Regions from separate parts of the Homo sapiens genome. Here region 2 is linked to region 1. The links are chromatin loops, found by intact Hi-C in ENCODE. Cell type or tissue: thyroid gland. All regions are shown on one strand.

Region 1 (2,500 bases):
GTAGAATACCCAGCAGCCACATCCATGCATCACGTTTTTACATCTGGTCAGGAATTCAGGCAGGCAGGAACTCAGAGGGACTGAGAGCCAGCATATGACATAGACCATACTTATTTTTTTTTCTCTTCCTTTAGAGGCAGGAAAAGTAGGACAAGATGCCCTAAGTGAGTAGAAAAGATATTCATCTTGTCCCTTTCCTAAGCCTCTCGTCTGAACTCATGTTGACTTGAACATGTGACTTTTTGAGCCTGAGTACATATGCCCATCGTTACAGAATGTCCCCACCCCCTTAGATAACTTACCATAGTAAATAGCTGGAAAGGGCATCAGCTGTGAAGCCAGACAGACCTGGTGGTGAATTATACCTCCATGACAGAGTAGCTGGGAAATATTGGGCAAATTGTTTTATCTCTGAGCCTCAGTATCACTGTCAGTGAAATGGAAATGCTACTATCTTCTCATATAGTTTCATCGAAAAGAAATGTTACGATTACATTTGTCTGTAAGGAACATAAAAATGAAAGATAATTGTGGGTTTTAAAAATACAGGGTTTTTTTTCTCATGTAAAATAAGTCCGGGTTGGATGGCACTCCATGGTGTGATGTTGGAAACCCAGGTGCATTCTACTTCGTTGCTTTGACATTCTTAGCACACAGTTTTCACCTCATAGTTGAAGATGGCTGCTTGAGTTCCAACCATCATGTCTACTTTTCAGCCAGCAAAAATGAGGAAGGATGGAAGAAGAGCTAACTTTCTCCCAGAAGTCACATAGGATACTACTTCTCCTTGTATCCCTAGATCTTAGTGATTCAAGCCAATACTCATGCATTATCAAAGCTTGATGGGAATGTCCCATATGGTAGGGGAAAATGTTGACTTTGAAAAATAGAAAACATTAGCAAGGTGATGACACATTGTCTATACTCAACATATTATCATTTTATAATAGAAAATATTAACTGCTATTAATACTTTTAATTGAGCAGTTATTTCATGCCAGATATTGTATCAAACATTTATATTTTCTATCTCATTCAATCATCAAAACAACTCTATGAGACAGGGACTAATTTTTACACACGAGGAAACTGAGGCTTAAAAAGGTTGTAGGACTTGCTTTCCATGGCTCTAAGTAGTAGAGTCTGTAACTGAAGCTGGTACTCCTTTCTCCAGGAAGTTATGTTGGCATAGTTGATGTTTAACATAAGTAGTTATACACAATAGTTTTTGTTTATTCTAGGTAAATTTACTTGGTATAAAAATACTCCAGCCAGTAAGCTATCAAGTCTCTGGAGTCAGCAGCCTGCATTCAATTCCCAGGTGTACCACCAGCAGTGGGACTTTGAACAAGCTACTGGACTTATTTGAGCCTTAGTTTTTTAATGTGCAAAATTGGAATAATTGTAGCACTTGTTTCTTGGGGCTGTTGTGAGAATAAAATGGGATTATTCTGAGTAACATACCTGGCCTGTGCCACATGCTTAAATTCTTATTGTTGCTCTTATTAATAAAACAATTGTTATTAATACCAACACAACTTTACAACCAATTTTAACACGTGGTGGGTAGCTTGGCACATAGACCTTGCCTTGGAAGGGTGAAGTGAGACACATCAGGTGCCGAGGGTAGGAGGGCCTGGCCATGCTTCTCATACCAGTCTCTCATTTATTAAGAGGGCTTTGCTGGCCTGACCGTAAAGCCTGAAAGGTGAGAGTGGGCACAGGAGAGCAGGACCCTTCCTGGGCATGAGAGGGAGCAATGTCGTGTTCACCTGTCCAGCTAGGCTCCTGTCATTCCTTCAGCTCTGGGTTCGTGTCCTGCTGTTTGCTTTGGGGAAGTCCTTTCTCAAGTTGCTCAGCAGTGCCTGCTGCTCCTTTGCCCCATTCCTCCCTCTGAGCCTTCCCTGAGTTCCTCACCTGCTGCTCCTTCTCTAGGTTCTTCCTGACGTGCTGAGCCTTCAGTTCAATGGCTTCCCTAAGTGTGCATTGAGATCTAAGTGCTAAGTGTATCCTTAACACCTCTAATCTCTGCTGCAAGCTTCTCCCCTAATTGTGTTTCACTGACAAACCTGAAGGCAGTTGGTGATACTGATGTTCATCCAGGAAACTGAAAATAAGGAGGACATAGTGCACTCTGGAAATTACCTCTCAGCACCTAGGAATAAATGATCTCAGGAGAGAATGTGACTATCCAACCCTTCGCTGCCTCTGTTGCAGTGGGAGGCCTCACCCAGATGATCTGATTTGCAACATCCACTGGTCCATTCACATGATCTCCAGGGATCCAGTGCCTATGGCTGGCTCTGCTCAGGTGCTCAAAAGGAGGGTGTCCTCCCTATTCCAGAACCTGCAAGCCCCACTTCTCTTTCCAAAGTCTGCATCAGAGTTGGTGAGGTCCTGAGCAAAAGTCGCAGGTCAGACAAAATGAATTCTGCCAAATCTCTCTGCCTTCAGCCTTTTGGATAAATCTCATGCATATATTCTGCCTTGTCATAGTAAC
Region 2 (2,500 bases), 77 kb before region 1:
CATTGCTTCAGTGTCTTATGGCATTGAACGTGGTCAGCTGAACATGGCATTGCAGTGGTCAGTTTTAGGGCAGGCCTCATTTTTACTTCTTTTAGGTCATTTGATTTTTTTCTACCTGGATGTCAAGAAGATTCCTTCTTTATCCTGGAGATTTAGTAATTTCACCAGGATGCATCTTGATTTTATCTTAGGATGTATTTTGACTTTTTCAAATGGCAGTTCCAAGACTTTAATTCAAGAAGCCTTTCTTCTGTGTGTTTTTGAATAGTTTTCTGTTATATTTGTTGGTGTTCTCCTCTCCAGAGTATGAATGAAGCGCGTGTCGTGGGATGCCCAGGAGTGTGCCTTCTGCTGAGGGTGCTGGGGGTCGTAGCCACTGAGGCTGCTGCTCTGCCTGCTTCATACTCTGTTCTGGAAGTTTCTTTCAGCCAGGAGGCAGTGAAGATGGGAGTGGGGGAAACAGAGACAGAAAGAACACCCTCTGAGCTATCCCACAGGTCCCCACACTTCCCTTACAACATGTGGCTGTCTTATTACTGCAGGGCCTCTCAGGATGCAACATTTGCCTTTAGAGAAACCCAAATCTGGGCCAAAGTCTGAGGAGGTGTGAGTCTGCTTTCATTGTTCTTCCAAATTCCAGTGCATTTTCTACTAGGTGGTTTGTAATGCCACCATTTCTTTATTTTCGTGAAGATTGATTTTTCTCTTTTTTCCTATCTCCTGTTTTGAAGGGTGTCAAGAGAATAGGGTATAGAAAAACTGTATCCTGACAATGCAGTCCAGATTTTTTTTACTGGATAAAGCAATACTAACTTGATTTTCATATTCTTTCCTTTTGGCTATTCCATGCCAGAGAGAGTCTGTCAGAGTCTTCTATATACGTAATGAGGGACCACTTGATCTGGTGGCAGTGATTCAAACTGAAGGTGCCTTGTCCTGAAGGAATCAATAATCTCTGAATAATACAATGTATAAATTCAGTACCACCAAGCAATTACTGGGCAATCAGGACTGTCACTGCTCCAGGACAGAGTAGTGCTCAGCTGAGCACATCAGGGCATTCTTTGCTCCCAAGGCATCAACATTGCAGCTTGGTGTTTGTGCTTGGTGTGCATTTGGCTGCCATGTGGCAGTGGGCTGGTGTGTGCTCAGTAAGCACAGCCAGTCCTCAAGGCTGACTTCCTGGAATAGCACATGGTGGCAGTCAGTGAAGCGGCCGCTCACTCATGGCTGGCTTGTACACACACACTTAGAACATCCTCCGTCAGTTGCCTTGTTCTGGAATGTTCATGAAGGTGTGTAGCTTATTAAAACAAGAAAAATACCCTTCATTTATACATTTACCTAGAGACATGACAGAGGACATAGAGAGCTTCAGAAAAACTTCATTTTCCCCTACTTTTCAGTCTTGGCCAAGGCCAGATTGTGGTTCAAATTTGTTGGATTTAGTTGGCATATTTCTTTCTTGTTTCCCCAATTAACATGGCTAATAGAGGGATACATGCCAGGAGGTGCCTGGCTCTCTGTCCCCACTGCCCTGTCTCCTGCAGCTGTAGGAGGTCAAGCCTGTGAGGATCCCCCAAGCCAACTCCCTCAGAGGGAGAATAAACATCAGCTCAAGCTTCTCAGCTTATTCTCTGCAAAGGCTATTTTATTGGCAAATGGTGAACTAGCAGAAACTCTGAATCCACTGATCCAGATCCTTGAGTAAAAGCCACATACACCCAGCATTTCATATAATATATGTATTTGCATGTACATATTTTATTGAAAACCAGGGACTTTGCTGGAAGTATTTAAAGGTAACCAAAATCTGCCTTTTGCAGTACATTTCCAAGCTGAGACATCATAATAGATGTGGCACCTGATGATTTCAGAACGAAAGCCTTTCAACCTCCAAAATCATCCCCACCTTTACACTACTTACGAATGGGCCAAACGGGATGGGGAGTCATTTCCGTTTATCAGAAGGAAAGCTGACAGCACAGGAATGCAGTCACTTGCCTACCTTGTCTATACCCCAAATGTGAAAAAGGACAACAGTCCCACCCTCTCAGGACCTTAGTAACAGGAATATCGGGATTGAGTGAGTAGCAGAGGTTTGCCCCTGCACCGTCATTGTGTGGTCTACCCCTGCAGTGCCAACTCTGCAGTGCCCACATCTCTCATCAGGACAGCTGTAGAGTCATTGCCTGCCTGTCAGGGGGAGTGGGAAATGAGCAGATTGCAGACACTGGGAGGTAGCGGCCTGACCTGCTATATCACCACCGCATACCGAGGAATCCGTATGTCGGAAGACACATCTGGGAGAGTTAGCGGGTGATTTAGACAGACAATCTTAGGGTGAGAGCAGAGAGACAGAAAAGGAGGCATCAACCACTGGGCTGAGAATCCTGGGGCCAAGTTGCTTTAGGAAAGGCAACCACTTTCAGTGGTTTATAGTCCATATTACAACCACCCAGCCCGCCCAGCTTGGAACAACTTAGCTCTATAAGGGGGC

What was found. Peaks named below come from ENCODE experiments on the same cell type or tissue, not always from the same donor. Only the 100,000 strongest peaks of a DNase experiment are listed, where the experiment ranks them.
Region 2: a loop joins it to region 1, with 11 times the contacts of the local background. A loop is called at or near these places in 1 of 110 quality-filtered maps.

The regions. Positions count from the first base shown.
Region 1 is chr3:135,087,928-135,090,427 of GRCh38, forward strand. All of the region lies in intron 3 of EPHB1 (EPH receptor B1), which reads left to right. Among named protein-coding and RNA genes, the nearest start is that of EPHB1, 290 kb to the left of the region's middle. In thyroid gland, no CTCF peak of the experiment used is centred here; no DNase peak of the experiment used is centred here.
Region 2 is chr3:135,011,180-135,013,679 of GRCh38, forward strand. The region is part of intron 3 of EPHB1 (EPH receptor B1); the gene reads left to right. Among named protein-coding and RNA genes, the nearest start is that of EPHB1, 220 kb to the left of the region's middle. In thyroid gland, no CTCF peak of the experiment used is centred here; a DNase peak (open chromatin) is centred at 1,182; H3K27ac peaks cover 1,012 bases.